Linked DNA regions of Mus musculus: region 1 is linked to region 2. Evidence: chromatin loops called from intact Hi-C (ENCODE). Cell type or tissue: left cerebral cortex. All regions are shown on one strand. Each heading gives the region's core, and the rest is flanking DNA. Links, peaks and the distances in the headings are about the cores only.

Region 1 (5,373 bases), core at 203-5,202, 54 kb after region 2:
TCCAAGCCTCAACTTCAAGGGTGTTTTAGATGCCAATAATGACTGACTTTGTGCCACTGCTAAGCCTTTCTCTGGAGTTTTCTGTGACCTCTGCCAGAACCCAGCGTAAGTGCAGGCTTGAAGAAGACCTCTGAGTGCCACTGAGAATATCTAGTGATTTTCTGAGGGGTGTGACAAGCCTTGCCTGAGGCCTGAGGGAGGAGATAGGTCAGTAAACCATACAATAAATCCTCAAAGGCTGCCTCCTGGTTGCTGTGCCGCTTATCCTAGTGCATATCCCTTTTCACAAGGCCACAGCAGGCCACATGCTTGCCACTGTCAGAGCAGTCTCAAGTGGACTGAAGGAATTCTTTTTTTTTTTTTTTTTCCTCTTAAAATATAGCTAGACATCTTGTCCTTGGGATTGTGCTTAAGTCTTACATAGCCTCTTGGTGTCTGATGGAGAAGCTAAGAGTCCCTTGGCATCATCTCCAGTCTGCCTAGGGCAGTCAAAGCTCCCAGGCCAGGGCTGGCCCATGACTTTGAATTTTTCTTTAGTTTTCGTCCCTCTTCTCTGCTGTTCCTTAGTTGGTGACCTGATGTCTGGAGGGAAGCTCATATTTAAGAAATGCCTCAGGTGGTATTTTTTCTAGTGTGTAGTGTCTGTCACAAAATAGGCTGAGCTGTATGGGTAGTTGTGACAATGTTTTGTTGTTGTTGTTGTTGTTGTTGTTGTTTGGGGTTTTTGTTTGTTTTCTCCTTTGTACAGCAACAAACCAGGCACAAGTGGCTAGTAAACTGACTAGAGGAAGACCTGATCTAGTAGGGTTTAGCTCAAGAGGGGGACCAGCTTGACAGTGCGACATGTCAGATAGTGAGAGGCACAATAGAGAGAGTAAAGCAGAGAGGGATGGGGAAGGAGGAGTTTACTTTTAATGGAGACCGTTGGAAAAGTCCTGATAAGTGTCACCCACCTCCAGCAGCATGCACAGCAAGTTTGGTAGTGGGCTTCAAGGCCATCTCGAGGGAAAGTTCTTATGCAAGGCCCAGGAGCTGGAGTGGATTGTGTGAAAGAGTGGTTTTGGGCAGTGGGGCTAAGGGAACTTGGTATGCTGCCTTCCTCTGAGTCTGAGGAACATGTCTTGAGCTGACTTGAATTTTAACCTTCTCCCTCTGGGGGATAGATACATAGTACCTAGCTGTATCCCCAGTGTGAGGGTGTTCCAACCTAGGACATCAGCAAGAAATAAATGATGCCAGGCGTGCTCCTCAAAGGGTGGGCGTTTGGGAGAAGTAGCACCTTGTGAGTAGAGGCACGGGCAGCTATGGCACTGCTCCAGCTGTGCTTAAATCTTATGCTCCACATACCAGGCAATGGAGCTCGTGTCCATTGTGGGGTCTAGAGTTAGAAACAAGGTTGAACTGTGATCTTGGCACCAAAACTGTTGAGAGTGGTCGTCAGACTTGGATGCTTAAGATTGAAGCATTTGGAAGCTAGGTGTGGTACCCCGTGCCCTTTAATCCCAGCACTCATAGCAGCAGCTCGATCATGATGAACTTGAGGGCACCCTGGGCTACCTAACAAGTTCCAGGTTTCACATGGTGAAACCCTTTTTTAGACACAAAAGATTGAAGTGGTTGCCCCAAGCTCCTGTTGGAGAAATTGGTATGCAAAAGAGGTGGAGTGGAACAAGTGCCCATCTACAGCCATACCCCGGTATGTGCACAACGAAGCTCCCCTGGGTGAGAGTAGTCCAGCTGCACTGTGCTACCTTGGCTGTGTGAACACATTAGGGGTTGATTTCTGTTGCCAGATTTCCTTAGCTTGGTAAGATGTTGGCACCATGAAGTGGATCCTGCTGTGGAAGGGTTGCCTTCCTATGGCATTGTGAGTTCTCAAATTAATTACACAAAGTCTGTTGTCTTCCACAGGTAAGGGCAGAAGAAACTCTTTTGTTGTACCCCCAAAGAATATGTGGTGCCACTATTCTTGGAGACCTTTTTAAAGAAAGAAAAGTGAAAACAGAAGTGTGTGCCTGAGTGCTACTGCCTTGGCACAGGTTGACATTTTGTTACATGCACTGTTACTATCCACTCTGAAGTTTAGTAACCTATAACCATAGGGCCATTGTTTTGTTTCTCAAGACAGTCTCACTGTGTAGCCCTGGCTGTCCTGGGACTTACCGTGTAGACCAGGCTGGCCTTGAACTCACGAAGGTCTGCCTGCCTCTGCCTCCCAAGAACTGGGAGGCAGCATGCCTCTAAGCCCAGCTTAGCTGGGCCATATTAACTTGAAATATCCTGGTGTCTTACCTGCCATGAGAGTATTATTTTCTTGCTTGTTACATCCAAGACAATGTAAAGTGATCTGGTCCTATCCCAAACCAAACTCAATGAAATCATCACAGTTGTTTCCAAAGCTGGTTTTACAGCCTTGCTTCTTTTGAGGTTCACTCACTGTAGTGGGATGCTCTGTGTGCCTCTAAATGTGGACTTTCTCTCCCAAGAGCTCTAACCACTAGGGGAGCAGGAGGGGTAGGGAGTGTGTCTGCCCCCTTTAGTAAGTACTAATACACTACCTGCACTCCGACCTTCCTGATACTGTGTCAGGGGTTTCTGTTTTCTTCAGTCTAGAAAGAGAAAGTACTTAAGTCTCTTTTTGGACTTTGTTCCTTTCTCCTTGTATCCATTACTCCCATGGTTCACCCTTCCCTCTATTATTCAATGATATCATCAGGAGGTGGGAGAGAGCCATTCATTGAAATCTTCATGGCAACTGGCACCTGTAAGCGAGAAGTGCCTAGAAGCAGTGGCACTTTGAGTGTCAGTGCCTCAGCCAGGCAAGAGGAAAGAGTTATCCAAGTGTACATATGCCTGGAGTTAGAAGGGATCTTTGATTTCTTTATATGAACTCATGTCTGTGTGTGAGGTACTGTACTGAGCACCAAGAATTTAAGAATGAAGTAGAACACAATTCCTACCCTTGTAGATTTTTAGTTGTTGTGGAAAAGGCATAATTAATGTGATTATGCAAAAATGTATTGTTCAATAGTGCTAAGGAGAGATAAGAATAGGTCAAGATTTTAAATGGCAAAGGCCTTATTGAGAAAGTGAGAATAATATAGTTGAAGGAGTCAGGGGATTAGTGCATAGGGCGGTTTGAGCAAGAGTGGGCAGCACAGCAGCAAGGCTGCAAATAGGAGTGTACTTGATGTGAATGCAGACTACAGTGCCTGGAGCAGAGAAGTGGAGGCAGGGGGCAGCAAGATCAGAGAGGTGACAGCTCTTGGGAGCCACTTTTAAGGAGGTTAGAGTCTTCTGAAAGAGATGGTGAGCCAGGCGAGGGCTTTAAAAAGCAAGGGCCTGTTTGTGTTGTTTCAAAGGCCCTGTGTTAGGCTCTTGTCAGATTTATGCTGGAGGAAGAGCAGGAACAGAAGCAGAAAAGCCAGGGAAGGGGATGAACCATTTGGGAGGAGTACGTCCTAGAGCATTGCATGTATCTGGCTAGCCACTGTTTATATTGTGATTAATGTGGGAACTGAATGACACGCCCACAAGGGAAGAATTTACTCTACCTGTGTTCTTCATATTGTTGCACAGCTCCTTCCATTGTGGATCTTGACTTTGAAAACTTTTGGTCTAGAATCTAAGGGATATGGCTAAAGATAAGAAGTGTTTGCTCATGGTTGGGCATGTGCTTGCACTTAATGGACCAGGCAAGTGATGGGATGGAGTTGGTTCCTTCTTTGGATAGGCACTTGACCTCTGGCCATACCATTCACCAAGGGTATCCTTATAAGTGCAGGAAGGTTACACTGGGGTGCAGTCGTGCAGTCACGGGGGCCTAGAAGTGGACTAAAACAGCTCAGACACTTGCTGAAGAGCCATTGCTTTTTCTTTGAGTATGGTATTTTCCAAGTACCAATTTTGTTTTCTTATAATAAAGTAAGGTCTATTGTGAGAAGTCTAAATGCTAAGCCTTTCCAGTTCATTACTAGCAGCAGCGTTCTTTCTGTCTTTCCTGTACTGACTCGTCAGCTAAACTGATTTTCTAGCCATACCCATTCTTAACTGATCTGCATGCTGTTCAATTAAATCATCAGTGTAACCACCATGACTAGCTATGGAAACATATGGATGACTGCTCCCCTGTCCTCTTTGGTAAACTTAGCATGGGAATGTTGTCTTTCTAACGCAGAAGTTACACAGAAGTGGGTTTGGGAAGCTTCTGTGTCTAATAAAGAGGGAAGAGAAACAGGTCTGTCCTGAGGCCTCTGACAGTGCTCTCACCTGGGAAAGTCCTGCGTGGTTTCAGTTGCGAGGCTGCAGGCTGACATGCCTTTGGGTGGCTCCCCCTTTCATTCAACAGCTGCACTGGTTGCACTTAGGAAACTAATCTGGATTTTGGCCTCAGCAACTCCTCCCTCTCCCATTGGCAAGTGACAGGAACTTAGCTTTGATTTTGTCATGTTTAGTTAGTTGATCATTTCATTTTATTTAAATAGTGGGGTTTCCTGTATTGTAGTCCATAGAATGCTGCCTGGGAAACCTCATGTAGAAATTGGTGAGTACTGAGAATGAGCTTTCACTATAGTTACTGAAGCTCGAGTCTTGACTCAAGCAGAAGGCATTGGGACTCTGCCTTCTGAAAAGCAGAGTGCCAGAAATAATCTGCTGATGCTCGGTGGTCCTCATGGATTTGAGTCTTGATCTTGAACCTCACTCTTTCTGTGGCCTGAGCCAAGCACTGGGATTGCAGTCTAGGCCACTGTGGCGCTGTGCTTACCAGGTGTTGCCTGTGTCTTTTCCCTTTGCCAGTTACTTGTGAATAAGAGCACGCTCCAGAGCTGGGTATGACTGATGGAGCGCTTGCCTGGCATGCTATGGTGGGGATAGATTGGAATCTCCCCCCAAACTCCCAAAATCCTTCCCTGCAAGGATTTGAGCCTGATTGCCCCCAGTGAGAAGCTGTATGGGATAGAAGCGGCATGGGCTGTGTGCAGAGGGAGCCTTTACATAGGGAGCCTCATCTTGTCTTGTGCTTTACATTGGACATGCCCATTTCTTGCCATGTTCTGCAAAGTAAAGCCAGCCCTTCTAGGAGCATCCCCCAGCTGCTGCTTGCCATATAGGGAAGAAGGTCTAAATATGGAAGCCTCCTGCTTATCTTAAGTGTCCTTAAGTCAAGTAAGAAGAGCCAAGGGTTGAGCCAGATGCCATTGGGACATAGGACAGAATCCATGTCTGTGATCTTGAGTTTCATTCGGCCCTGAGTACCATGATTTAAGGCTGGAAACTGAGAATCTACAGCTCTTCAGACAGCTCTCAGTCATGAAGTGGAGTTTGTGTCTAATCAGAAATGAAAGTGGCTACTGCAGCAGCAATGTAAGTGTG
Region 2 (5,373 bases), core at 209-5,208:
ATACTAGGTCCCCTCTATTTTGTAAGCCTGACTGTGACTTTTGTATAGTGCTTCTAGCTGGTGTTCTTCACAGGCAGCCACAGAGCCCGCCGTGTGTGTGTGTGTGTGTGTGTGTGTGTGTGTGTGTGTGTGTGTGTGTGTGTGTGTGTGTAGGTTTCTCTGTAGATCCCTGACTATCCTGGAACTCACTCTGCAGATCAGAGTGGCCTCAGACTCAGAGATCCACTTGTCTCTGCCTTCCAAATGTTGAAATTAGAGATACACACCACTGCCAACCAGCACTCCCCCCATCATTCTTTAGGATATATCCTTCTACCTTTAACAGGTGACCTGACACTATTTCAGTGGAAACATTTGCAGTCACCTGCCCTCAGCTGACAGAATCTGCTCAGTGACTCCCTTGCCTGTACTTTCACAGAAGAGAGATATGCAAACTTTTAAAACAAACCCTCCCGGTCTGTCTGTGATGCCCAGAACCTCCTTCCAGCAAGGTAGCAAATAGCCAGTAAGTGCAAACTGACCTGGAATGAGAGTACTGAAATAGGGATGGTGTGGGTTTGGAAATCTGAAAAGCATAATGTGCACTTAAGCTGGGCTATTCGAGGAGTAGAGTGCCATGGACGCCATAGGTGGTGGTGATGATGATGATGATGGTGATGGTGATGATGGTGATATATGTGTATGTTATCCTGGAGTAATGTTGTTGTTCTGGTGGTGGTGGTGGTGGTGGTGGTGGTAGTGGTGGAGTGTGTGTGTGTGTGTGTGTGTGTGTGTGTGTGTGTGTGTGTTAGTCTGGAAGCCATGAGTATTGTGTGGAGTGCCCTGGATATTTGGGAGAACATGTGGAATGGACTAACTGGAAGCTATAGGTTCTGGGTACATTTCATACCTGAATGACAAGAAAGTCAGCTTTAAATTGAAACCAGAACTTGACCACAGGTGGAGCTGTGGGTGATGCTGTGTATATGTAGAGAGACAGCGAAGATAGAGGCTTGGTCAGTCTTTCTCCAAACTTCCAGGCTAGGACATTTGTTTAAAACTGGGATTGAAACTATAGCCTCTCCCATGACAGGCAAGGCCTCTGGCACTGGGCTGCATCCTCTGCCTTTTAGCATGGATTCACTTTCTCACCAGGTTTAGTTTTGTTTCCCAGACTGACTTTAAATATGCTCTGCAAGGTCACTCTTTCAGTCTCAGGCACCTGAGAAGCTGGGACGGCAAGGCCCAGGTTGTACTTTTCATTAGGTGTGGTCCTACTGAACCTCTGGTTTCTGTCTTTACCTGTAAAATGGGAATACTAACCTCTACCTAGCAGAGGTTTATTTTATGATGAAATAGATAATAATGTGAACACAGCACCTTCAGCAGGCTAAGGGAACCCTAATGCCCTGCACCCACAATTATTCCTATAGTCTTCTTGATAGCTGTCAGGCTGGGCAGAGGGCTGACTATGAATCGGACCAGCATCAAAAGCAGATAGGGTTCTCCTTACTGCTTCTCTGCAATGTGTTAGGTTCCAAATGGCCTCTGTGGGCCTTTTCAGTTGGTTACAGTGGGACTGATCTGCAGTTATACCAAAGGACGGTATTCACACCAATCCAGTGCTGTCGCGTTTGCAGCCATGCCCGAGGCTGGCTTAGAAGTTGGAGATGCCCCTGGCAGAGCTACTTCCTGCTCTTCATTCTCATAGTATGACTCTGTGGAACAAAAAGACTGAAAGGGGCTCTTGCATAGACCACTCCCTGTGAGATCCTCATTGTCTGATCCATGTGTTATTTCATCCATTCACTTATTCATTCATTCACACATTCATTAGTAGTGGCTTCATGCACAGTGAATGTGGCTCTGAGTCAGGCATAGGAAGAAGAGGAGAAAAACAAAGCATATAATCAGCTGACAGGAACCTCACTGAACACTCAATAAGTTCTGGTAGAATAATTGCTGGTCACCAACTTAGCAGATTGTAGGATGGTAACAGTTTAACCTTGAAAATGAGGGATAAATAGATGGACTTAGGAGGCTCCCAGCTTCACTTGTCCCCACTTTCACTTGAGGGGCAGCACTGTTGGAGAGAGAGCTCTAAACTTTCTCTGTAGGTGACACATGTCCATCTTACCTCTGCTCTGAGTCTCCTTGTCCTGGGCCAGCCTGCCAGTGGCAATGCAATGGTGATTTGCTAGATGCTGTGGAAAGTGGCAGGCTGAGACTTATACTAGTTTAAGATAGGAAACCATGGGGATGTGAGCATCGGTTAGAACTGTTAGGGTCAAAGGACATAAGCAACAAGAAGACAGGATACTTTGTTTTATCTCTGTTATTTCCACAGCCCTTGGAAGAGCATCAAGCCATAGACAGCGTAATGCTTCAAGAAGGAAATTAATGTGCAAATAAATAATTAACGAAATAAAGGGATGAGACCATGAGTAATTTCCAGGATCTGATTTCGGGACTACTTCATCCTGTGGGAAAACCAGCCCCTCCCTACTCACTTCCATCGACCTTCTACTTCAGCCATTAAGGTGAGGCTCACATAGGGGCCACCAGAGGGCGCGAGGCGGCTAGGTTTCCCACACGGAGGGCTTTTCCTGTGGCACCGCATTGGGCGGAGCCTACGAGCAGGCGCCCAGCGGCTGGACGCGGTAGAACGGCGGGCGGAACGCAGACCTGGGGTTCGGGCTGTTGCAGTGTCCGCCGGAGCGGTTTGGGAAGTGCACGGGGCGAAGATGGCGGAGGAGCGGCAGGACGCGTTGAGGGAGTTCGTGGCGGTGACTGGCACTGAGGAGGACAGGGCCCGTTTCTTCCTGGAGTCGGCTGGCTGGGACCTGCAGGTAGCGCCGCGAGGCGGGCCGCTTCGGACGGGCTGGGGAATACGGAGTGCGGCGTCGGCTCTGCGATCCCTACGCGGCCGAAGCGCACAGTCATCCCTGCGGGGCTGGGCCCTGCCTGGCCCAGGCCTCATGGTGCCTGGGGTCGCTTGCCACGCGTCACCGGCCTGGCTTGGAAGTTCATGGAGGCGGGCGGGCCCTGCTTTGCAGGGCCTCTGTTTTCCTGCGGGCTCGCAGTGTTGGCGAGACTTTGGGCGCTGCCGCAGTCCGCGTGGAGTCGTCGCCTGGGGGCGTGGCTGCCACGGCGAGTGCCTGCGGGTGGCCGGGTGGAATCGAGTGCCCTGCTTCCAGATGGAGCCCCACCGAGGTCGCGGTGGCCTTCCGATTCCGCTTCTGCAAGGATGCTGTGCTGGTGGGGGAAACCCTGCAAGGCATCAGCCCACGCCCCACTCTTGCCTAATTGCAGGGAGAAACTACCTGTGGGATTGTGGCGCACGTTTGGGGTCTCTGCACATTTCGTAGTTAACTGTAAAATGGGAATTTCTTAGGACTTACTGTCTTGTTCACTGGCATGTAGTAAATAGTCACTAAGGAATTAATTTAGAAGGCAAAGCTCCACCAGGCATAAAATGTTGCACACTTCTGATCCCTAGAGCAACACCCATCTCTTATTGCTCAGAAACACAGTAATTAATGTTAGAAAGAATTGATTGCATAAATGTCCTTGGCCAGCCTACATCTTAGGTAGATGACGATGACTAATATTTCTTGAGTACCTACAACAAGCCAGGCACTGTTCAGCATTACAGAATGTCTCATTTACATGTCTCACATTGCAGCTGAGACTTGGAGGATAAATAACTTGCTGAAGAGCTAACTACTAATTAAACAGGTAAAGACTAACCCTATCTTATGGATAAGGAATTGGACCCTCAAAGGGACACCGAATGTGCTCACTGTGTGAGCTTTCTGATGTAACCATGTCTACTGACTGTAATATTTAGCTTCCCAAACATTAGGGATCTTTATTCCTTTAACTCTTTCAGCACTCTGGAGGCAGAAGATCTCTGAGTTCGAGACCAGCCTGATCTACATAGTTCCAGGAGTAAATAGTCCCTCTTTCAAAAACATAACAAACAGAAAGATGCTCTTAAAGGCGCTGTGAAGCCTCTGTGCTGAGTGGAAATACATAAGAGAAAAGCTTCTATCCCAGTAGATCATCCGAACTGAGGCTCTTACCTGTGTGGTAACTTGACTAGCAGTGCCAGGACTTGAATGCAGGTTCTCTAAATGTCAGTTTAGTACAACTCCTACGATGGCACATGACTTCCCAGAAGCTGGTTATACTACATGAAGAATACCTTCAGACTGATTGTCCCATGACAGCTCATTTCCTCCTAGACAGTTGGTTACCTTTTAGACAGGAGGTGCCTCCTCCATCTCCGTGGGACTTCATTGTTCTGTCTTCTCTCTTTGTGTGGAGAATGTGTGATAAATCAATGCCTTCTCATTGAGTTGGCGACAGTCACAAATGACCAAAGGACTCATATGAAGGGCTTTCACATGTGTAAAGCTAAGGTGACTGCGTTAACTTTAGTGATTATCTCCTTCAGTTTTATAGGTTTGGTGGAACAGCATCCCCATTTCAAACAGGAACCGGGCTTCACAAAGAAAGGAAATGTAGCATCTGTCCCTATACTCTTCTTCCTCTTAGAACATAAGCTTGAGGGCCTGAGCATGCTGCCTGGGGTTGAACCTGACCCCACTTCTTACCTCCAGAAGCTGTCTTCATTTTGCAGTCCATTTGTGCCAGCTATAAAGTGAGACAATAATGATACTAATTACGAAATTCTGAGTAGATTAAATGAATTAATATATAGTGTACAGACGACCTGACACATGGATAAATAATAGTTGGTGGTCTTCCTTTATGTTTTTCATATTAATTTTATTTAGTATCTTTGTTTCCCTTGGTGGGTGGATTTCCCCCTGAAGTAATATATCCCCATCTTCACTTCCAGGCTAACATGTCTATTGCCTTTTCATCTAATCTTCTTTGGTTCCAGGTGTAGGAACCAAAGTATGGGTTTTGTCTTCATGTTTTTGTTCCATTGTGAGATATGTGTCAGATGAAAGCCTGGAGGGTCCCAAAGTACTCTGTCTGTGTGTTTTAGATTGCACTTGCAAGCTTTTATGAGGATGGAGGGGATGAAGACATTGTGACCATTTCACAAGCAACCCCAAGTTCAGTGTCCAGAGGCACAGCTCCTAGGTAAGGACCAACTTCAGTTGCTACATGAATGTTTCCAGAAAAGGGACTTTCCTTTCTGACTTGACAGATTATGAACCAAGAGGTTTAAAGATCAACTAAAAAGAACTGAGGGATTCAAAGGTCAACTTACAAGGGTTTTTTTGTGGCTTGGTTTGTTTGTTTGTTTGTTTGCTTGCTTGCTTCCTTGTTTTTGTTTTGAATGTGAGTGGGTGTTCTGCCTGCCTGTATGTTTATGCACTGTGGGGACCAGAAGAAGGCATTGGATTTCCTGAAACT

The links. A loop is a pair of places that touch in the nucleus more often than their neighbours do. Peaks named below come from ENCODE experiments on the same cell type or tissue, not always from the same donor. Only the 100,000 strongest peaks of a DNase experiment are listed, where the experiment ranks them.
Region 1: it touches region 2 in a loop (3-fold over the local background); 20 of 42 quality-filtered maps call a loop at or near these places.

Annotation. Positions count from the first base shown.
Region 1 is chr2:151,545,550-151,550,922 of GRCm38, forward strand. The region is part of intron 2 of Fkbp1a (FK506 binding protein 1a); the gene reads left to right. Among named protein-coding and RNA genes, the nearest start is that of Fkbp1a, 5.8 kb to the left of the region's middle. In left cerebral cortex, for the core only: a CTCF peak has its summit at 2,497; no DNase peak of the experiment used is centred there; H3K4me3 peaks cover 89 bases.
Region 2 is chr2:151,491,585-151,496,957 of GRCm38, forward strand. It overlaps Nsfl1c (NSFL1 (p97) cofactor (p47)), which reads left to right and starts at 2,598. Exons shown (of 10, transcript NM_198326.3): 1 at 2,598-2,828; 2 at 5,000-5,097. The coding sequence starts at 2,724. In left cerebral cortex, for the core only: a CTCF peak has its summit at 2,550 (motif pointing right); DNase peaks (open chromatin) are centred at 2,613 and 3,127; H3K4me3 peaks cover 1,408 bases; H3K27ac peaks cover 654 bases.